Linked DNA regions of Homo sapiens: all the other regions are linked to region 2. A link is a loop called in an ENCODE intact Hi-C map of the cell type or tissue named here. Cell type or tissue: heart right ventricle. All regions are shown on one strand. Links, peaks and the distances in the headings refer to the core of each region. The heading gives the core; the rest is flanking DNA. Region 1 has its middle 43 kb from the start of TRI-GAT1-1. Region 2 holds the start of PRKX (protein kinase cAMP-dependent X-linked catalytic subunit). Region 3 overlaps PRKX (protein kinase cAMP-dependent X-linked catalytic subunit).

The links. A loop is a pair of places that touch in the nucleus more often than their neighbours do. Peaks named below come from ENCODE experiments on the same cell type or tissue, not always from the same donor. Only the 100,000 strongest peaks of a DNase experiment are listed, where the experiment ranks them.
Region 1: it touches region 2 in a loop (4-fold over the local background); 3 of 110 quality-filtered maps call a loop at or near these places.
Region 3: a loop joins it to region 2, with 3 times the contacts of the local background. A loop is called at or near these places in 24 of 110 quality-filtered maps.

Annotation. Positions count from the first base shown.
Region 1 is chrX:3,791,750-3,799,422 of GRCh38, reverse strand. No RefSeq gene overlaps it. Among named protein-coding and RNA genes, the nearest start is that of TRI-GAT1-1, 43 kb to the left of the region's middle. In heart right ventricle, for the core only: no CTCF peak of the experiment used is centred there; no DNase peak of the experiment used is centred there; H3K27ac peaks cover 1,475 bases.
Region 2 is chrX:3,709,909-3,717,581 of GRCh38, reverse strand. PRKX (protein kinase cAMP-dependent X-linked catalytic subunit) reads left to right here and starts at 3,933. Exons shown (of 9, transcript NM_005044.5): 1 at 3,933-4,494. The coding sequence starts at 4,329. It also overlaps the pseudogene RPS27AP20. RefSeq lists enhancers at 2,021-2,668, 5,000-5,309, 5,710-5,839, 6,065-6,586 and silencers at 3,630-4,359, 4,380-4,509, 4,550-4,829. In heart right ventricle, for the core only: no CTCF peak of the experiment used is centred there; DNase peaks (open chromatin) are centred at 3,981, 5,361 and 6,001; H3K4me3 peaks cover 2,829 bases; H3K27ac peaks cover 2,726 bases.
Region 3 is chrX:3,660,191-3,667,863 of GRCh38, reverse strand. The region is part of intron 2 of PRKX (protein kinase cAMP-dependent X-linked catalytic subunit); the gene reads left to right. PRKX-AS1 (PRKX antisense RNA 1) reads right to left here. Exons shown (of 3, transcript NR_046643.1): 2 at 378-582. Among named protein-coding and RNA genes, the nearest start is that of PRKX-AS1, 4.5 kb to the right of the region's middle. In heart right ventricle, for the core only: no CTCF peak of the experiment used is centred there; a DNase peak (open chromatin) is centred at 3,776.

The DNA.
Region 1 (7,673 bases), core at 1,464-6,463, 81 kb before region 2:
AGAGACCCTGTCATAAATAAATAAATAAATAAATAAACAAATAAATAAATAAATAAAATTAGAAAGACCCATAAGAGCATTACTCCACCAAAAACCAAAAATACTTCAAATGAAAAATAGCATGTAATTTTACCTAATGTGGAAAAGACAATGATTTGAAATGCATCGAAGTTTTGTTTTAATAAAATAATGATGAAGTAGTGGGTTGAAGATTCAAGGCCAGACTCACACCTGCGTACCTTCTCATCCTCTGAACACAATAAGGACACATTCTCTCCGTTGTATAGCGCCTTTTATAATCCATTGCACACCAAAAACTTTATCATCATTTCCCTGTTGCAGTTTCAATTTCTTCCCAGGTACTTTTCACAGCCCGTCTGTATCTTCTCTTCGTTAAACTTCTTCTTCCTATCTATAGATCTGTTTCACACAGAACTAACATCTGTGACCCAAATGGCACACTGCTATTTATTTAAATCTAAGATCGCAGATCTGGAAGAAATCATGAATAATCTAGTCCAGGTGTCCTGAGTCGTAGGTTAAAAAACATCTCAAGTGGAATCAACCCAAATGACCATCAGTGGATGAAGAAAAACACAACGTGGTCCATCCACACAAGGGAACATGATGCAACCCTAGAGAGGAATGCGGCTCGGAAACAGGTTACAGTGTGGGTGCACCTGAATAACAGCACACTCAGCGAAACGAGTCAGACACAAAAGACCACGTGCTATATGATGCCATTTATATAAAGTGTCCAAAATAGGCAAATCCACAGAGACGGAAAATACATGGCCATTAGAGGCTGGGGAGGCGGAATGGGAAGTGACTGCTAGTGGGTACAGGGTCCCGTTTTGGAAATATGAAAATGTTCTGGAACTAGATAGAGACGTGGTTGTGAACATACTAAATCTCACTGAGCTGTACACTTTAAAATGGTGAATTTTGCCAGGTGCAGCGGCTCTCGCCTGTAATCCCAGCACCTTGGGAGTCCAAGGTGGGTGGATCACCTGAGGTCAGGAGTTCGAGACCAGCTTGACCAACGTGGTGAAACCCCGTCTCTACTGAAAATACAAAAACTAGCCGGACATGGTGGTGGGCGCCTGTAATTCCAGGTACTTGGGAAGCTGAGGCAGGAGAATTGCTTGAACCCAGGAGGCAGAGGTTGCAGTGAGCTGAGATTGCACCACTGCACTCCAGTCTGGGCAACAGAGTGAGACTCTGTCTCAAAAATAAATAAATAATAAAAATAACAAAATGTTGAGTTTTATGTTCTATAAATTTCCTCTCCATAGAGAAAAAATTAGTCTTCTCCTAAGTCTCAAAACCTACGGTGGGCATCACTTCAGTTACCCCAAAAGTTAAGAGCCAGGGCCAGGCACAGTGGCTCATGCATGTAATCCCAGCATTTTGGGAGGCCAAGGTAAAAGGATCACTAGAGCCCAGGGGCTCAAGACAAGTGGGGCAACACAGCACGACCCCAACCTTACAAAAAATAAAAAACTAAGTGGGTATGGTGGAGCACACCTGTGGTCCCAGGAACTCAGGAGGCTAAGCTGGGAGGATCGCTTCAGCCCAGGCAGCCAAGGCTGCAGTGAACCACGATTGCACAACTGCACTCCAGCCTGGGCAACAGAGCAAGACCTCATCTCCAAAAAAAGTTTAATTTAAAAAGAAAGTTAAGAGCAGAGACAATCCTGTCCTCCCCATCCCCACATTGTCCAACACTCAACAGACAAACAGATACCAGTCTTCCTTTATATTTTTTTCTTTTTTGAGACAGAGTCTCACTCTGTTTCCCAGTCTGGAGTGCAGTGGTGCAATCTCAGCTCACTGCAACCGCCGCCTCCTGGGTTCAAGCAATTCTCCTGCTTCAGCCTCCCAAGTAGATGGGATTACAGGCATGTGCCACCACACCCGGCTAATTTTTGTATTTTTAGTAGAGATGGGGTTTCACCATGTTGGCCAGGCTGGTCTCAAGCTCCTGACCTCAAGTGATGCGCCCACCTTGGCCTCTCAAAGTGCTGGGATGACAGGCCTGAGCCACCGCGCCCAGCCCTTCCTTTATATTTTCGCATGGCTTCATCTTAAAAGATTTATCTGTGCACCTCTTTGGGGAAATTTTTGCAAACAAATATTTCTGTCTGGCCATTGGGAATTTGAAAGATGTTTAAATCTTATTGACTTTACAATCTTTCGTGGGTTTCCTAGAAGACAACATAGAAACCTGATGGACGTAGAAGGGAAGGGTAATATAGAATTAGCAGAAAGTTTGTCAATTAAGATCCATACTTATTTATAAGATAATAACATTGGCCTCATCATGAAAAAAGTGCAGGTAAGTGGCACACCAATTATATCCCAGCTAGAAGTAACAATCAATGGTGTGAAAAGATAATTCTACTTATCATGTGGTCAGAAACACCTGAAAGTACCTCAAGCATATAGAGCTTCCAGTGCTGGGTGACCAGGGGAGAAAACCATGAGTTTTCAAACCTGTCCCAGCACATTCCTGAAGTTTTCACTTACTTTTTTTTTTTTTTTTTTTTTAAGACGAAGTCTAGCTCTGTTGCCCAGGCTGGAGTGCAGTGGTGCTATCTCAGCTCACTGCAAGCTCCGCCTCCCGGGTTCAGGCCATTCACCTGCCTCAGCTTCCCGAGTAGCTGGGACTACAGGCGCCCATCACCACGCCCGGCTAATTTTTTTGGATTTTTAGTAGAGACGGGGTTTCACCGTGTTAGCCAGGATGGTCTCGATCTCCTGACCTCGTGATCCGCCCGCCTCGGCCTCCCAAAGTGCTGGGATTACAGGCATGAGCCACCGTGCCCAGCCAGTTTTCACTTACTTTTTTTTGGTGGGGGCGGGATTGGGGGCAGGGTCTCCGTCTGTTGCCCAGGCTGGAGTGCAGTGGCATGATCATAACTCACTGCAGCCTCAAACACCCAGTCACAAGTAATCCTCCCACCTCCCAGCCTCCCAAGTAGCTGGGACCACAGGCATGCACCACCATACCTGGCTAATTTCAAATTTTTGGTAAAGACAGGGTCTCACTATGTTGTCCAAACTGGTCTCAAACTCCTGGGCTCAAGGAATCCTCTGCCCTCAGCCTCCCAGAGAGCTAAGGTTATGGGCATGAGCCACTGTGCCCCGACTTCCACTTACTTACTTTGGAAACAAGCTGCATCCCACTAGAGAAGTCCCAGCATCTGCAGGTGCTGTATAGGATGACGATGAAGTTCTTCCTACTCCATCAAGACCATCAGCCAAAGGAAAGAGAGCACATTGCTCCAGGCTGGAGTAGGTGTTACAGACTGAACCATGTCCCTTCAAAATTCATATGGGGAAACCCTAACCCTAATGTGGCTGTATTTGGAGATAGAGTCTATCAGCAGATAATAAAGACTCAATGAGCTCATAAGAGTGGGGCCCTCATCCTATAGGACTTGTGTCCTCATAAGAAGATGAAGACAGATCTCTCTCTCTCTCTCTCATTGTGATAAGAACCCTTAATATGAGATTTACCCTCTTAAATACTTAAGTACATAATAGAGTATTGTTAACTATAGGCATGATTCTGTACAGTAGATCAGAGCTTATATGTCTTGCATAACTGAAACTCTGTACCCACTAAACAATTCCCCATTCCTTCTTCTGCCAACCCTGGACAACCACAGTTCCCTCATTCTCTCTCTTTCTCTCTCTTTCCATCTCCACCACCGCCTTTCTGCTTTAGGACAAAGGAAAGGCCATGTGAGGATACAGTGAGAAGGTGGCCATCTGCCAGCCAGGAAAAGAGTCCTCACTAGACCCCAATCTTAACAGCATCCTGTTCTTGGACTTCCGGCCTGCAGAACTGTGAGAAAATAAATTTCTGAGGACTGTGGGACCTAGCAGACTAATATGGTGAGTGTTTGTCCCCAGACAGGAATGCCTGAAGTTGGGACTCTTGGACTCAATAGAGCTGTATACGTCCATTCTCACACTGCTATGAAGACATACGTGAAACTGAGTAATTTATGGAGAAAAGAGGTTTAATTGGCTCACAGCTTCACAGGCTGTACAGGAGGCATGGGTGGGGAGGCCTCAGAAAACTTACAATCATGGTGGAAGGCGAAGGGGAAGCAGGCACAATCTTCACATGCCCAGCAGGAGAGAGCGAGAGTGCACAAAGGGGGAAGTGTCACACATTTTTAAACAACCAGATCTTGTGAGAACTCACTCACTACAAGAACATCAAGGAGGAAATCCGCCCCCATGATCCAATCACCTCCCACCATTCGGAATTACAATTCAACAGGAGATTTGGGTGAGAACACAGAGCCAAACCATATCAAGAGCTAGGTCAGGATCAAGCGTCTGTCTCCTCATTTTATAAGGATAGCAAAAGCATTAGCTGCAAGTTACTGAATTCACATGGTTTAACTGTACAGACTGCACCCAAAGGTTATTTCAGAGACAACACAGATAAGCTTTTTGAGACCAGGTTGTTTCCAAAGGTAAGGGAAGATTGAACTACACACTGTTTGCAAAGCAGCTAACTTATGTATGATACACTATGCACAACTACCGGAAAAGAACATACAGGAAGGTGTTGGAAATGAACTCTGTGGCTCCTCCCCTCTTCCAGATGTGGTTTTAAAAAATGCCCATTTTCTGTTCCTCAAAAAATTAAAAATAAATCTACTGTGACCCAGCAAGCCTACTCGTATTTGTCCAAATGAAATAAAATCAAGATCTCAAATAGACATCTGCACCCCCATGTTCACTGCAGCATCATTCACTATAGCCTGGGCATGGAAACCATCTAAGTGTCCGTGGATGGATGAATGCGTAAAGAAAATGTCATGCATATATACAGTGGAATCCTATTCAGCTTTAAGAAAGAAAGGCAACCAATCATTGGCAACAACACAGATGAACCTGGAGGACATTATGCTAAGCAGAATCTGCCAGGCACAGAAAGACAAATACTGCCATGTCTCACTTATATGCAGAGTATAAACTCATGAAACTCATAGAAGCAGAGGATGAATGGTGGTTGCCAGGTGCTCCGAGGAGGGGCAGTAGGGAGTTGTTCTGTGGGTATAAAGCTTCAGTTATACAAGACGAATAAGTTCTGATCTGCTGTCTACAACACTGCGCCTGTAGTTAATAATACTGTATTCTGTACTACTCAGCCATAAAAAGGAATGAAATAATGGCAATTGCAGCAAGCTGGATGGAATTGGAGACCATTATTCTAAGTGAAGTCATTCAGGGATGGAAAACCAAACATCGTATGCTCTCACTTATAAGCAGAAGCTAAGCTATGAGGATGCAAAGGCATAGGAATGGCATAATGGACTCTGGGACTCAGGGGGAAGGGTGGGAGGGGGGTGGGGGATCAAAGGGGACACACTGGGTACAGTGTATACTGCTCAGATGACGGTGCACCAAAATCTCAGAAATCACCACTAAAGAACTTATACGTGTAACCAAACACCACCTGTTCCCCAAAAACTATTCAAATGTTTTAAAGAGTTAACAAGTAATAATAATACTGTATTGCATACTTAAAAACTTGAGAGGATAAATCTCATGTTAGATATTCTTACTGCAATTTTTTTTAACGTGTCTGTTTCCTGGTTCTATCCAAATCTTCTGATCTGCCACTATCTGACTCTCTGTCACCTAAGAATTTCCTTCAGTGGCCCCCACTAAGACGTCCCGCATCCTACTCAGCCATGGGACACCTGCAGCTTTATTTCAGGTCACACAGGCTAATGTCAGGGAATCCACTACTCTCTGTCAAACCATAGGTACACAGCATTTCTTAAGTCCAAGATGTCTCTATACTTCCACTGGCTTCTCTTGTCATAGTCCAACTCCATGCCATACTGAAGTTTGAGGAGGTTCATTCTTTTGTTTTCCAATTCACTTTAGAAAAAAAATTAAATAAATAAAACACACACTCTAGAATCTCATCCTTTCTCTCCCCAAGAGGTAAAATCTCAGAGCAGGTGCCCTGGGAAACTGCTGGGAAGATTCTAGCCTTGGATGAGGGTTGGAGCATGTGTTCCTAGTGAAAACTTTTAGAATAAAATTGGACCACAGCCACCGGGTATGGGTATAGGAACACATCCAGGTGAGGGGGATAGACAGAGCAGACCAAGATGGGAAGAAGAATTTGTAAATTCCCTCAGCTGTAGGAGTCCTGAGACAGACCCTTTGTATGGGGTGCACCTGGAAACATTCAAGACTTAGTCCAGAGTCCTCCTGACCTGAGAGCCAGGCCCCCCTACCCGAACTTGGAGACACCTCCATAGACAGCCATCAAAGTCTAAACAATGGGTAAACGATGACCCAGAACAGTCTTCCCATGGTGCAGGCGCAGCGGTAACTTCCAGGTCATGTCAGACATCTCTTGGGCTGCAAGACCTCCCCACTCTCTTCCTCCTCGTCCTCATTCTCCTCCTCTTCCTCCTTTTTAAAAAACCATCTAACACCTTCACATGCTGCTGAGAAGACACGAACCCACACCAACCTGTGAAACTTAAGTGTGTCCAGGAGTACCTTCTATTTTGTTGATTTTTTTTTGCTACATTATATTAGAGCCTTGAATTAATCATATAACTGCACAGAAATCTGTGTGGATAATGTAAAAGAGTTCTCAGGGTGGGAATACCCTTCCTTCCTCCTCCTCCCCTCCTCCTCCAGCTCCTTCTTCCTCTCTCCTCTTTCACCTCCTCCCTCCAACTTTTCTTTCTTTTTCTCCTCCTCTTTCTATTCCTCCTCCTCCTTCTCCTCCTATTGTTCCTTCTCTTTCTCCTCCTTCTCCCTCCAATTTTTTCTTTTTCTCCTCCTCCTCCTCCTTTTCCTCCTCCTCCTTCATCTCCTTCTCCCTCATCTTCCTCTTCCTCTTCTCCTCCTTCTCCTTCCCCTCTTCCTTTCTCTTGCTTCCTTTTATCTTTCCTCCCTCCCATCTTCCGTTCCTTCCTTCCTTCTTTCTTCTCACTTTGAGCACTCCACACAACCAACCCCACACAGTCAAGCATTCCCAGATATGTGTCAAGAAAATGTGACGAAAGACATATAAAAAAGAGTACCAATCAGCCAAAAAAACAAAAGTGGGTCTGATACAGGTCAGATATAATTATGAAACCACCAGTACCTCTATTCCAGGATGGGATGGAGGTTGAAAGCTGATGCACAGCCAACATGAAACAGTCTCAACCGCATGACCAGCAATTCCACTCCTGGGTAAATACAGAAAAGAATCGGAGGCCAGACACAGTGGCTCACATCTGTAATCCCAGCACTTTGGGAGGCAGAGACGTGCAGATCACCTGAGGTCAAGAGTGTTCAAGACCAGCCTGGCCAACATGGTGAAATCCTGTCTCTACTAAATCTAAACCTGTAATCCCAGTTACTCAGGAGGCTGAGGCATGAGAATCGCTTGAATCTGGGAGGCAAAGGTTATAGTGAGGTGAGACCGTGCCACTGCACTCCAGCCTGGGCGACAGAGTGAGATTCCATCTCAAAAAAAAAAAAAAAAAAAAAAAGGGGGCGGGGGGCTGGGCATAATGGCTCACGCCTGTAATCCTAACACTTTGGGAGGCCAAGATGGGAGGGTCACTTCAGACCAGGAGCTCGAGACCAGCCTGCCGATCAACACACCGAGACCCCCATCGCTA
Region 2 (7,673 bases), core at 1,054-6,053:
TTGAAGCAGTAAGTCAGACAACATTTGCCGCAATAATGTCTGTCAAAGTGGCTTACCAGAAACACTCCAGCTCCACATTCGTCAGAAGGGCACTAATTTTGTCATTCTCATCCACCTTATAACATTTCAGGACATCCAGCTTCACCTTCTTTCTCTTGTGCTTATTCTTCTTGGGAGTGGGGTAAGACTTCTTCCTTTTCTTAGCAACACCACAAAGTCTCAGCAAAAGATGAAGAGTAGGCTCCTTTTGAATGTTGCAGTCAGACAAAGTACGTCCATCTTCCAGTTGCTTGCCAGCAAAGATCAGTCTTTGCTGATCAGGAGGAATTCCTTCCTTATCCTGGATCTTGGCCTTTACATTTTCTATCGCATCTGAGGGTTCAACCTCAAGGGTGATGGTCTTCCCCCTTAGGGTTTTCACGAAAATCTGCAGTTTGGTGGCAGCTTCACCGCAGATGGCAGTGAAAGGGAAGCTGAAGCATATGTTTAGGTCAATAAGTTGCAACATAAATATATATATACACACACACATATATACACACATATATATACACACAAACACATATACACATATATATACACACACATATACATACATATATTTTATATATTATATATGTTTAACTCAGAATATATATATGTGTGTGTGTATATGTCTGCGAAGGTGGCTAAACACTTCACGTATATACACACACACTAGAATATATATTATATAAAATATACTAGAATATATATTTATATAAGTTATATATATGCAAATTATATATATAAATTGTAAAGTTGGCCGGGTGCGGTGGCTCAAGCCCATAATCCCAGCACTTTGGGAGGCCGAGGCGGACAGATCACGAGGTCAGGAGTTTGAGACCAGCCTGACCAACATGGTGAAACCCCGTCTCTACAAAAAATACAAAAATTAGCCAGGCGTGGTGGCGGGCACCTGTAATCCCACACACATACACAAACATATATATACACACACCATGGAATACTATGATTCCATAAAAAAGAATGAAATAATGTCTTTTGCAGCAACGTGGAAGGAAATGGAGGCCATTATCTTAAGCAAAATTACTGAAAAACAGAAAGTCTGCATTTGTACCTCCTCAATATATAAAAATGAAAAAATAAAAAATAAAATTAGAAAAAAGATTTTATATCACCATATATAGAAATATATATTTTATATATCATTTATGCAAAATATATTATATATCATATATATGCATACTTATGTACACATACATATACACAAATATATAACATATTTAATTCAGTATATATAATATATGGAATGGCTATATATACATTATATATACACACATACATACACAAACACACACATACAGTATACATGCTTAAAGAGTGTTCAGCTCCCTTCAGAGATTGTATGATTTTTTTTTTTTTAGTTAGGATCTCACTCTGTTGCCCAGGCTGGAGGGCAGTGGTGCAGTCATAGCTCACTGCAGCCTTGACCTCCTGGGCTCAAGGCATCCTCGTGCCTTTGCCTCTGTGCTGGGATTATAAGTGTGCACCACCACACGTGGCTAGTTTAAAAAATTATTTTTGGTAGAGATGGGGGGGTGGGTTCCAATGTTGCCCAGGCTGGTCTCGAACCCCCATGCCTCCCAAAGTGCTGAGATCACAGGTGTGAGTCTCTGTGCTAAGCCAGATGGTACAATTTTGATTCTTCTCATATTTAACAACACCTGCACCTATCATTGTATTGAATTTATAGCTCATTCTGGTTTAGGGTCAGGGACTTATTCCTTCCGAATGGCAGAGTTCAGCAATTCCTGACTCCACCGCAAATTAATGCCACTTCATTAAGGCGGTAATGACCCTTCCATGCCTAACTCACAGGGATTTTCCTTTTTTGTCTCTCAAGTAATAGGCTGTGGTTTCTCAAGGATTTTTATGATCCTTCCAGATGAAAGCTGTTTTGTCAAGCAAGGTGTTGTGAAACGTGCAGGGTCTATTTATAAGAAGAGGTAGCTATGCGGTCAAGTTCAGGGTGGGTTCGGTGGAATCAGACCAACCAGCAGCTCAAGCAGAGTTTAACGCTGCAAATCTGTGCCACGTTCTTCTTCCTGCGTGCAATTTGCAGGCAAGGACATCTGCTTAATTGGGTGTGAAACCCGGGCCTTGATTAAAAGGACTTTATGAGGCCGCAGCCTTGCATTTCCAAGGTCAGGCCCTAGTGGAGAGGGCGCGCGTTCCGCGGGGAGACACGAACTTTTCCTGAGTGCGCGTTCCTTGCTGGCCCTGAACCCCTCGGCCAGGCAGGGCTTGGCAGGGCCGTTTCCTGTCCTAACCAGGATCAAGGGATTGCGCGGCTTGCTGGTGAAGCTTGGCAGGGCCGTGACCTGTCCTAACCAGGCTCAGGGGATGGCAGGGGCCTGCTGGTGTCGCATATGTTTTGCATTCCAGCTCAGGATTTTGCAGAGCATAGGGAGCGGGTGTCACCCCCGGGGGGAAATGCCACCCACAAAATGCAGGTGGAGGCTGGGCGAGGCTGGCAGCCAGGGGCCAGAAATCCAAAGCCTGAGCCAGGTTCAGACTTCCTGACTCCCCCTCCCCGTTAGCTGTGGAAGGATGGCTCGGCCTGGTCCCCCTAAAAATGTGTCCGTTCTGACTTAGAGGCCGCTTTGGCTCTCGGAAAGCCCCCCTGACCTGCGGACTGAGGGACTGGAGACCCCCTCCAATCGCAGAATCGCTGAGATCCCTCAAAACAAAGGCGTTTGCAGTTTGACCCCTTGCTGCTCAAACTGTGGTCGGCGAACCGGCAGCCTGGGCCGCCCTGGTCGCGGGTCAGGGGCGCAGCGTCCAGGCCGTGCCAGGCCCGCAAGTTAAGCACTGTCTGCATTTCCCTGGGGAAAGGGGTGACCAAATATCTAGCTATATTTGCATTTCAAATCCACACGGATATGGGTTTTAAATATAAGTATGTCCAACTATTGCCTGAGCCACACTTAAGCCAGGAAAAAAAAATCTTTGGGGTTTCTGAAATTGAAATGCCTCTGCACAATTCTTTATAGGGTTGTCGCCGGGGTGTTTGAAACAGTGACCAATCAAGTTTCACGCACTACATTTGGTCGGGCGATCTCTCAAATCTGTCTTTCCCTAGTTTTTTAAAGGAATGTTTATTTGTAAAGAATTCTAGATCCACAGGAAGCTGCAAAGAAACGCACAGGGTCGAGCCCGCCCTTCCCCGCCCCTTCCAAGTAGAAATCTAGAATCACCAGAGTCCTACAGCAAAACCAGGACGCTGAACTCATCCCGAAGACCCGGCAGCCCCTCTTGGGGATCCGCCCTCATTCCAAATTCTCTCAGGTCCCAAACAAGCACCCGCAGGAGTACTGAACTTTTTGGGGGGAGGGCAGAGGGGATCTGTATGCAGATTGCCAGCTGAGCAATCCTATTTTCTATGACTTAAAGCCAATCAGAGGCTGGGCGTGGTGGCTTATACCTGTAGTCCCAGCACTTTGGGAGAACGAGGCAGGCGGTTCACTTGTGCTCAGGAGTTCCAGACCAGCCTGGCCAACATGGTGAAACCCTGTCTCTACTGAGAAAATACAAAAATTAGCCGGGCTAATCCGAGCCCCTCTCTTCACCAAACGCCAGTTTCACTTTTTAGTTTTGAACTTCACTTCTGCTGAGCTACGCCCTCCCTGTCCCCGGGCCCCCTCGCCTCCCCATCTTCCGGGCTTGGGTGCAGCGACGCGGGTGGCCCGCCAGTGCGTCCCCGAGGAGAAGTCAGCCTGGGTCCCACCCCAGGGGTGCCCCGGGCGCGGAGGGGGCGTGGGCACCTCCCCAGCGCCGCACGCCCGGGTCTCCGGCTCCTGGGCTGGGTCGGGGCGGGGGCGGAGCGCGCGCGAAGGCGACGCCCCCAGCCCCGCGGCCGGGTTAGGGCGGGGAGAGGCGCGGTCACGCCCAGGCGGCTTCCGCCCGCCCCAACAGCGCGCACGCGGCTACCGAGCTGGAGGAGGCGGCGGGCGCGAGACCCGGAATGCGCAGGGCCCCCGCCTCGCCCCCCCCAGCCCGGGCCGCGGCCCCCGCCTTCCCCGCAGTCGTCCCGCACTCGGTGCCCGCCCCCCGAGGCCGGCGGCTGCTCCCACTCGGGGCCGTTGCTGCTTGTGCCGTGAGCGCCGCCCAGCCATTGTCCCCGTCGCTCCGTCAGCCGCGCCGGACCGCGCACCAGGAGGCGAGAGCGCGCATGGGGAGCCTCTGTTGATGCCGCCGCCGCGCCGCCCTCCGAGGCTGCGTCCCGGGAAGCCCGGCTCCCCGAGCGCTCCGGCCTGGCCCGGTGCCCCGGACCTGAGTGCGTCCCCATGGAGGCGCCCGGGCTGGCCCAGGCGGCCGCGGCGGAGAGCGACTCCCGCAAGGTGGCGGAGGAGACCCCCGACGGGGCGCCCGCGCTCTGCCCCAGCCCTGAGGCGCTGTCGCCGGAGCCGCCTGTGTACAGCCTGCAGGACTTTGACACGCTGGCCACCGTGGGTGAGTGAGTGCGGGCGGGGACTCGGCCCACAGGGGCGCGCGGCGTGGCCGGGACGTTGTAGTAGGACAAAGGGCCCTGGGTGCCGACCTCCTGGGGAGGGCCCTGACCCGCTACTTCGGCTCGGAGTCCCCGTGCGGGGCTGCACCTGCGCCCCGGGTCTTCCCGGGTGGAGCGCACTCCCCAGCCCCCCAGCCCAGGCAAGTACCCCCGACCGGCCGGGTGCCTAACCTGAAATGCCGACGGCTCCTCTCGGAGACCACCCTCCACCCCCAGCACACACAGCACTCTGGGGCCTGGGCCGTCCGACGTCACAAAACCTCCTGCGGGTCACCTCGCCTGGGGGACCTCGTGCTCCCTCCCTGGCAGCGGCCCCAGGGACACTGGCGCGGGGTGCGAAGACCCCTGCAGGCCTCCCCTAGGCCAGCCTCCCTGTGTGCCCAGAGGCAGGGAATGTACAGATTTCTCCAGGGGCTGCAGGAGCAGCTGGGCTGTGGGGGACAGGTGTCCCGGGGCGCTGTGGGGACGAGGACGGCAGCGCTGGGGACGGATCCTAACATGTCCTGACACCGCCTGTGCTCTTCGTCTTGTGCCTCTGAAATGGGTAATTCTTGTATCGGACGCTTTATCCGTTTCCTTTGTCCTCTGTCTTTGAACTTAACCCCGAATGGGCAGCTTGACAGAGAGGTTTCGAGTTCTCGGTGCTCTTGCATCCGGACACGCGCTGCTTTATGGAGCAGCCCTGAGTGGGTCAGAATATCCCAACTGAACGTGGGCGCTGGATTTAAACAGTTGTCATCGGCCCGCCTGTGCCACTTAGGGACTCCGTATGGCTAAGTGGGGTGTTGGCTGTCAAGAAAATAAATGGGAGAGTAGAGGGGGCTGTCCTGGGTGTGTTGGTGAGGCGTCGGCTCTCAGGCCCTCTAACTCCTGTTTGTCCTCATTTTGGAAAGGAGGAAGCTGGGCTGGGAAGCCCAAGGGCTCGAGGCCATAGCTTATGACTTAGGAAGACCAGCGGGCATAGCCAGTGGGGCCTTTAGAACCGCTGAGGAAGAGGGGACTTAGCTTCCTTCAGTGACCTCTTTGCCACTTAGACCTTGAGGAAGGGCCCACGAGGAAAGCCTGAATTTGGAAGGACAGAGTGGGAGGAGGCCCTCTCTCTTTCTCCTCTCCCTCCCTCCTCCTCTTTATCTCATTCTCTCTCTCTTTTCTCTGTTTCTCTTCTCTCTCCCTCTTTCTGTCTCTGTTCAAGTCTCTCTGCATTTCTCCTCCTCTGTCTCTTGGTGTCTCTCTCCCTGTCCCCTTCCGGTCTTGGTTTTTCTGTCTCCCTCCCTCCTCTCTCTCTGCCTTCCCCCTTGTCTTGGTCCCCCCGGAAAGCTGTCCTGGTCTAATCTTAGAGCTGGGTGTGTTTTGCGCGGAAGAAGGGTGGGGCAGGAACCCTGACTGGCGCAGCCGCCACAGTAGGTGGAAATACAACTCGACAATGGAAAATTGATGAGGTCCAGCCGTTCCTTGGCACTCAGCACCAGCGTTTGTCATTCTTTGGGGCACCCACATGGGTCCCTTGGGAAAGGTGGAGCTGGGGCTGGAGGCCGGGGCAGAGAGCAGGATGCGGGCAGGAGGGCGGCAGAGGTGAGGGGTTCTGGTGTCACAGGGGGCCACTCAGTTTGACGTCAAGTCAGCTTAGGGTGCCCAGCGGGTAACCTCATCTTTAAAAATAGAGTGTCGCTGCCTCTGGGGACCAAGCTGGCTGGGCGGGGAGTCAGCTTTTTTTTTCAGTCCAGTCAGTGCTCTCTTAATGAGGATGAGGATGATGCTCCTTTCTCAAGGATAACTTCCTGTGAGCTCCAACGATGTGACAGGAGGGCTAGGTATCCCACACTCATTGGACAGCAGGGGACCAGGACCCAGGGGTGTGTGTGTGTATGTTTGCATGCACGTCTGGAACACTCTCTCATGACAACTGCACAGCTTTGGTGACATTATCTGCAACCTTTTATCCAAGCCCGTTTCTTTATTGTTGGTTAAAGAGCAATCTGAGTGTGATTCACCTAAAATAATACATTTTATAAAATCCTAAGCCTTTTAGATCCTTCACGATTGTGTCTCTAAGCCACAATCTACAGCAGCTTTGGACTGTTTTCCAAGGCGTGATGGAGAATAGTGAGGGGTGAGCTTGAGTCTCAGTCTGGAGTTGAAACCCAGTCTGGGTGGGTGTGACCTCTCTTCATCCTAAACTGTCACTACAGGAACATAAGTTTGCTTTTAAGTGCTCTTTCGCCCTCATTCCGAATTCTCTCAGGCCCCAAACAAGCACCCGCAGGAGTACTGAACTTTTTGGGGGGTGGGCAGAGGGGATCTGTATGCAGATTGCCAGCTGAGCAATCCTATTTTCTATGACTTAAAGCCAATCACAGGCTGGGCGTGGTGGCTCATACCTGTAGTCCCAGCACTTTGGGAGGCCGAGGCAGGCGGATCACTTGTGCTCAGGAGTTCCAGACCAGCCTGGCCAACATGGTGAAACCCTGTCTCTACTGAGAAAATACAAAAATTAGCCGGGCGTGGTGGCGGGCGCCTGTAATCCCAGCTTCTCAGGAGGCTGAGGCAGAGGAATTGCTTGCACCCAGGAGGCAGAGGTTGCAGTAAGCCAAGATCACACCACTGCGCTCCAGCCTGGGCGACAGAGAGAAAAAGAAACTTGTCAGCGTTCTAGATTGACCAGTTTTCCTCAAGGTCAGGTAGTTAGGAAGAAAGAGTGCAGTTTGCAGTTGTGAAAAGTCTGATAATGGATTCTTTTTTTCTTTTTTATGCGTGAAGGGATTCTGGAGTACGTCTGGTCTAAAGGCCGATTTCGTTTTAGGAACTTTGGATCAGAACAGTCATACTAGTCCTCAGAGAAAAAATGGTTTTCAATCTGGTTCTTCAAATTTCTTGTTCATATAACCAAGCCATGCTTGTTCCTATGATGGAGAACAATTGTGCTTTAAAAAAAGAAATTTCAGGGCCAGGTACAGTGGTGCGTGCCTGTAGTCCCAGCTATTTGGGAGGTCGCGGTGGGAGGATGACTTGAGGCCGGGAGTTCCAGACCAGCCTGGGCAATATAGTGAGACCCTCATCTCTTAAAAAAAATAGTAGTAATAGTTAGCTGGGCATGGTGGCGCATACCTGAGTTACCTGGGAA
Region 3 (7,673 bases), core at 1,438-6,437, 50 kb after region 2:
GACAGGGAGTGACACGGAAGCCATGGGTCACTACGGGGCAGGAGGGACATGGGGGAGAAACTCAAATCTGAGTTCAGCCAGGAGGTGGACACAGGAATGCAGTGAACCCAGATGTGTAGGAGACTGCCATGGGGACTGGGGTATGAGGAAGGACTGGCTCTGGCTCGGCTGTGCATATAAGGAAGGACTGGCTCTGGCTCAGCTGTGCATTTGGGCTGCTGGACAGTGAGGAGATCCAGGGAGAGAGAGTGCATTCCAATTTGGGAAACTTTGAGGGCAAAACATCTGCAGCAACTGTCTCAGAAGAGAGCCTGAGGCAGGGTCCTTGGAGGGAGGAAGCCACAGGTGGATGGAGCCACCGAGGGCTGCTAGGTCACCTTGGTTAAGGGCTAGTTGCAGTGCAGCCAGGTCGGAAAGTAGAGCCGTTCTGGAGCCTCACATGGCATAGATGTTGGAGGAGATGGGATGAGGATGGCTCATTTTCTTCTTCTCACCACAAAAGCCCAGCTTTATGGCGGGCTCTGGAGAGAGGAGGACCAACTTCTACGGTAAGGCGTCTCCAAATTAGTGAGGCTGATTTGCCTGTTCATAAAAACAAAAACAAAAGCAAAAAAATCCCTTAGAGGACAAGCCATCCCCGCAGACCCTGCAAATAAAAGACTGCAGATCAGCTTCGCGGATGGAAAAGTGCTGCTGTCAGCTAAAGATGAGGACAGAGCTGCTCAGCTGAGGTCACTGGAGAGGATGGGGAGGGGACTTGGAAACCTCCCTTGTCTCAGTCGTTGTTGACGACATTGACTCTTTCTTCATGTTGACTTTCCCCCCGTTCATAGATTCATAGATTGCTCTCTATGCTGGAAAACATTCTTTAAAATTTAATTTTTTTATTTTGTTAACATATATCACATAACAGTTTACTATTTTAACTTCCTTTTTTTTTTTTTTTTTTTTTAAAAGAAATGAGGTCTTGCTCTGTTGCCCAGGCTGCAGTGTACTGGTGCAATCATGGCCCACTGCAGCCTCAACCTCCTGGGCTCAGGTGATCCTCCTGCCTCAGCCTCCCAAGTAGCTGGGACTACAGGTGCGCACTACCACGCCTGGCTAATTTTTTAATTTTTGGTAGAGACAGGGTCTCGCTGTGTTGCACAGGCTGATCTCCAACTACCAGGCTCAAGCAGTCCTCCTACCTCAGGCTCTCAAGTTGAGCTGGGACTATAGGCACATGCCACCATGCCCAGTTAATATTTTAATTTTTGGCAAACATGTGATCTTGCTTTGTTGCCCAGGCTGTTCTCAAACTCCTGATCTCACTCAATCCTCCTGCCTTGGCCTCTCAAAGTGCTGAGATTACAGGCATGAGCGTCCATGCCCGGCCTCATTTTAACCATTTTTAAAATGTACAGTTCACGGCTGGGCGTGGTGGCTCACGCCTGTAATCCCAGCACTTTGGGAGGCCGAGGTGGACGGATCACGAGGTCAGGAGATCAAGACCATCCTGGCTAACACAGTGAGACCCCGTCTCTACTAAAAATACAAAAAAATTAGCTGGGCGTGGTGGCGGGTGCCTGTAGTCCTCAGCTACTTGGGAGGCTGAGGCAGGAGAACGGCATGAACCTGGGAGGCAGAGTTTGCAGTGAGCCAAGATCGCACCACTGCACTCCAGCCTGAGTAACAGAGCGAGACTCTGTCTCAAAAAAAAAAAAAAAAAAAATGTACAGTTCACTACTCGGGAGGCTGAGGCAGGAGGATCACTTCAACCCAGGAGGCGGAGATTGCAGTGAGCTGAGATTGTGTCGCTGCACTCTATCCTGGGCAACAGAGTAAGACTCTGTCTCAAAAAAAAAAAAACAGAAAACAAAAAAAACAAAACACTGTTTAGTGGCATGGAGCACATTCATGTTTCTGTGCAACCGCCACCCCATCCCCATCCCCATCCCCATCCATCTCCAGAACTCCTTTTCATCTTCCCCAACTGAAACTCTGTCCTCATGAAACACGCCTTATTGCCCCTCCCTCCAGCCCTGCCCTGGCAACCTCCCTCGTACTCTCTGCTCTATGAATTTGGTGATTCTAGGAGCCTTATATAGGCAGAATCATACGGCATTTGTCCTTTTGCGACTGGCTTCTTTCAGTTACTGTAATGTCCTTCAGATTCCCCCGTCCTGTAGAAAGGAATTTCCCTCCTTTCTAAGCCTGAGTACTATTCCATCGTATAGAGGATACAGCATGTTGTGTTTACCCATTCATTCATCCTTGGACACTGGGGTGCCTTCCACCTCTTGGCTGTAGTGAATAATGCTGCTATGAACAAGGTTTGGCAAATATCTGTCCAGTGCCTGATTTCAGCTGCTTGAATACATTGTTTTAATTTATTATTATTATTTTTTAGAGATGGAGTCTCGCTCTGTCACCCCAGCTGGAGTGCAGTGTTGTGATCTTGGGTCACTGCAACCTGTGCCTCCTGGGTTCAAGCGATTCTTCCAACTCAGCCTCCTGAGTAGCTGGGATTACAGGCATGCACCACCACCCCCAGCTAATTTTGTACTTTTAGTAAATATGGGTTTTCACCTTGTTGACTGGGCTGATCTGGAATTCCTCATTGCCAGGTAACTATTTCACAGCCTGGTATGGATCCTTCTGTACTTTTCTTTGTGTTAAAAAAGCCCCCTCACACAAACGCACACACACAAGCACGCACACACACAAGCACACACACGTGCACGTGCACACACACATGCACGCACACATATATGCATGCACACACACACACGCGCGCGCCCCGTGCAGTTTTGGCCTCATGCCACTAGAGTATGCATCATTTTTGTCTCTTGTTTTCTTGGAGATCCCTCTGGGGTATTTTGAGGAGGAGAAGTTGTATTATTATTGTGTTGTTGTTAATCTTTAGACATTCAGGGATACACGTGGACGTTTGGTACATGGATGTATCATGTTATGGTGAGCTTTGGGCTTCTAGGGTACCCCTTACCCGAATAGTGAACATTGTACCCAATAGGTTATTTCTCAGCCCTCAACCCCTTCCCAGCCTTCCCCTTTTGGGAGTCCCCGTATCTGTTATTTCCATTTCTGTGTCCATGTGGACCCACTGTTGAGCTCCTACTTTTGAGTGAGACTATGCGGTATTTGACTTTCTGTGTCTCAGTTATTTTACTTAGGATAGTGGTTTCCAGTTCCATCCCTGTCGTTGCAAAAGACATGATTTTATTTTTTATGGTGGTGTCGATATACTACATTTTCTGTGACTTTTATATACTAAATTTTCTTTATCCAGTCATCTATTGGAATGGCTGTTACAAAAACTCAAAAAAATCCAGGCATGGTGGCCCACGCCTATAATCCCAGCACTTTGAGAGACCCAGGCAGGAGGATCGCTTGAGCCCAGGAGTTTTAGAACAGCCTGGGCAATATAGGGAGACCCTGTCTCTACAAAAAGCTCGAAGAAATAGCGAGGGATGGTGTTGCACGCCTATAGTCACAGTTCTTCAGGAGGCTGAGGTGGGAGAATTGCTCGAGCTCAGGAGTTGAAGGTTGCAGTGATCTATGGTTGCGCCACTGCACTCCAGCCTATGCAACAACAGAGCGAGACCCTATCTAGGAAAAAAACAAAAAAGTAAGAAAACAACAGATGTTGGTGTGGAAGTGGAGGAAAGGGGCCATGGATGCGCTGCTGGTGCGGAGGAGGTCTTCCAGTGCGTGCAGCAGGGGAGGTGACCTCACTTCTCCTCGAGAGGAGCTCAGCTGTGCAAGGCAGTGTTGCAGAGGATGGGAGGGTGCATGTGACCCTAGGAGCAAGGCTGTGTGCCTGTGGGCATGTACTTCCTGGTGACGTTTCCTTGGACCCCACAGTGGGAAACAGGAGCCCCTCTGCCCTCTCATTCCTCTTTCTCTGTATTTGCATTCGCTGTCTTGCTGGTCTCAAGATTCCCAAGCGCTGCTGCCAGCCCACCCCTTCAGCCTGCCAAGCTACATGTGTGCGCCCACTTGACCACTCTCTGAGCCTTCTGCTCAGATGCCTCTCACCAAAAATGAGTTCCTGCTCTTCCTCCTTGCCCCTCAGCCCTAATCAGTTCCTCATTTGCACTTCCCCATTTCATAGGTGGTCCTTCCAGCTCTTGGGGCTCACCCAGGAACCATTTTTTATTCCTTTTCTTTGACTCTGCATTCACTGTAATCCTGAGTCCTGCCCTTTTAACTTTTTTTTTTTTTTTTTTTTTTAAGAGATGTGGTCTTGCCGTCTCATCCAGGCTGGAGTGCAGTGGTGCAATCATGGCTCACTGCATCCTTGACCTCCTGGGCTCAAGAGATCCTCCCACCTCAGCCTCCCAAGTAGCTGGGACCACAAGTGCACACCACTATGTCCAGCTAATTGAATTTTTTTGTGTGTGTGTGTGTGTGTGTGTGTGTGTGTGTGTGTGTGTGTAGGGACAAGATCTCACTGTGTTGCTCAGGCTGGTCTCAAACTCATAATTTCAAGCATTTCCCCTGCCTCAGCCTCCTAAGTAGCTAGGATTATAGGTGCACACCGCCATGCCTTGCCCCTTTCCAATTCTCAAACACATCTCCAGAGCCCATCCACATCAATGATGTCTTCACAGAAGCTGCCATAGCTTATCTAAATTCCCTCCCCTTCTCTCCACTGATCTCTGATCTCTGCTGAACTCACCCCTTCCTGCTGTATCAGCCCAAACGTTTCTGATGTGAAAATAGGCAGGGCGTAGTGGCTCATGCCTATAATCTCAGCACTGTCAGAGGCTGAGGTGAGAGGATTGCTTGAGGCCAGGAGTTTGAGACCAACCTGGGCATCTTAGTGAGACCCCATCTCTAATTTTTTTTTTTTTTTTTTTTTTAAAGACAGGGCCTTTCTCTGTTGCCCAAGATGGAGTGCAGTGGTGCCATCATAGTTCACTGCAGCCTCATTCTCCTGGGCCCAAGTTATCCTCCCACCTCAGCCTCCCAGATAGTTGGGACTACAGGCCTGCACCACCAAGCCTGGCTGATTTTTAAATTTTGGGGGTCTTGCTATGTTGCCCAGGCTGATCTTGAACTCCTGGGCACAAGTGATTCTGCTACCTCTGTCTCTCAAGTAGATAGGAGTACAGGTGCATATCACCATGCCCACCTAATTTTTAATTTTTTTTTTTTTTTTTTTTTGAGATGGAGTCTCACTCTGTCCCCCAGGCTGGAGTGCAGTGGTGTGATCTTGGTTCACTGCAAGCTCCGCCTCCCAGGTTCACGCCATTCTCCTGCCTCAGCCTCCCAAGTAGCTGGGACTACAGGCGCCCGCCACCACATCCAGCTAATACTTTGTATTTTTAGTAGAGATGGGGTTTCACCATGTTAGCCAGGATGGTCTCGATCTCCTGACCTCGTGATCCACCTACCTTGGCCTCCCAAAGTGCTGGGATTACAGGCATGAGCCACTGCGCCTGGCCCTAATTTTTAATTTTTTGTAGAGACGTGATCTTGCTTTGTTGCCTAGGCTGGTTTTGAGCTCCTGGGCTCAAGCGATCTGCCACCTTGGCCCCGCAAAGTGCCGGAATTACAGACGTGAGCCACCGCACCTGGCCTCCAGCTCTTTTGTGTCTCTCCCCAATCTTCCTTTGGCCTTCAGCTGTGGGGACAGAGATGCCCCCTGCCTCCCTGTCCCCACCTTCTACCTGGTCTTACAGGACCCCCTCCAGCCATCCTTCCAAGTTTACTATGTAATGTCTGTTCCACATCAAGCCTGCAAAGCTCATGACAGTCACAAGATCTGCCGTTCCTGATACTATGTACCGAGAACATTACTTGGCACATAAGGGGCCCTTGTCCAAAACATTTGGAAACCAATAAAGAATGTGGCTGGTGAGTTACTGATTAATGTGTTGATGAATTCATTGATTGCTGAGGCTAGTATGTACAGTAAGTGTTAGATCTTGAACATACTTCTCATATCCATTGTGATAAACCCTCTTATCTTCTATTGCTTTTGAACTTTTATAGACTTGATGTCAGGGGCAGAGTCCCTCAGGTAACTGGAATCATTGAACTGATGCATTGGTTTCTAATTTTCTAAGCTCAGATTTGAAATCACCTGTGGTCACTAAACTCGTCCTATCCCACAGCCCCTGCACATGATGACTTAAGTTTTGTGAATGTTTTTTGGAGATAGTAAAGTCAGTATCTCTTTCAACATTTTGTTCCTTATCTTTAGTGATACCCAGCTCTGTACAAATTCTGTCCACGTAAGCAAAGTCTTTTTTTTTTTTTCCAGATAGGGTCTGGCTCTGTCACTGAGGCTGGAGTGCAGAGGTTCAGTCATAGCTTCAACTCCTGGGCTCAGGCTGTCCTGCTGCCTCAGCCTCTTAAGTACCTGGGACTACAGGCCTGCACAACCACACCTAGCTAATCTTTTTATTTTTTGCAGAGACAGAGTCTCCCTATTTTGCCCAGGCTAGTCTCAAACTCTTGGTCTCAAGTGATCCTCCTGCCTCAGTTTCCCAAAGTGCTGGGATTACAGGTGTGAGCCACCACACTCGCCTGCAAAGTCTTACTGATAAAAGATTTGAAGGAAGGATGTGTCAGAGAACTTCTTTTTTCTTATAATATTTACTTAATCTTATTGGTTTGGGGAAGGGCAAGAGAATCCCAGTTATCTAGATTTTTCTTTTTCTTAAAGGAGTATGTTTTTACTTGCTAACTCTCTTTGTAAACTGTTACTTCTTAAAGATGCTGAAGGGTGATCCCGCATTAGTGTATAGGTAAAAATGATGTCTCCATTTCATATATACTGATAAGGTGACTTTATTAAGCCTTGTGGTTTGTTGATGTTGATTTTACTGAGACACTTGTGGAACAGATGTATTTTCATACAACCTTACACATCTCAGTAGTTTTCCCCACTCGTGCAGTAACTTTTTCTCCCCTGCTTTCTCTCCTCCTCTCCCCACCTCTTCTTCCTTCCCCTCCTCTCCTCGTCCCTTCCCTCCTCTTCTCATTTGATACAAAGCCCTAACTCTCTTCCTCTACAGATCATCCTACCCATGGTTGAAATTGCAACTTCCCCTGCAAGCCAAGTGACCGAACCTGAGATGTTTGTATTGTCAGGGCTTGCGTATTCTACATGCCTGTGTAATCCTCAAAGTTCTTTCATTCCTTGCTTCTAACCTACCCAAATCCTTCTAATCTCCCACCATGGTTAATTATCTCTGATGCTCCTGAAAGGTGACCTGCTGCTACATTGTGACAAGGTGATGCATTATTCTTAAGAGGATCTGTGCAGATTATTATCCCAGAGTGAGGTAGATGGGGGAGGATACAGGATATATCCAAAAATGTGTTGCAAGCTAATTGATAGAGAGAGAGAGAGTGTGTTTGTATGTGTGTGTGTAAGCATGCGTCCATCTTTTTCTTACATATTTGAGCCATAGGGAAGTAGAGCCATGTATATTCTCTTCAACCAAATTAACAGTTGTAGACAGTGGTCTTGCTATTGCTTTGACTATTAATGGTATTTTCAAGAGCTCAGTGTTACCCCCAAATGTTCAGTATCACACCTTGGCTGGTCAGTCGTAGCTAAATTTTCCTTCCACCTTGCGCCCTGAAGAAATTTAGAAAGTCACCAGCTGACACAGAAGTTTATTGTAAAAGTTCACTAGTACGATAGTATTTGGACC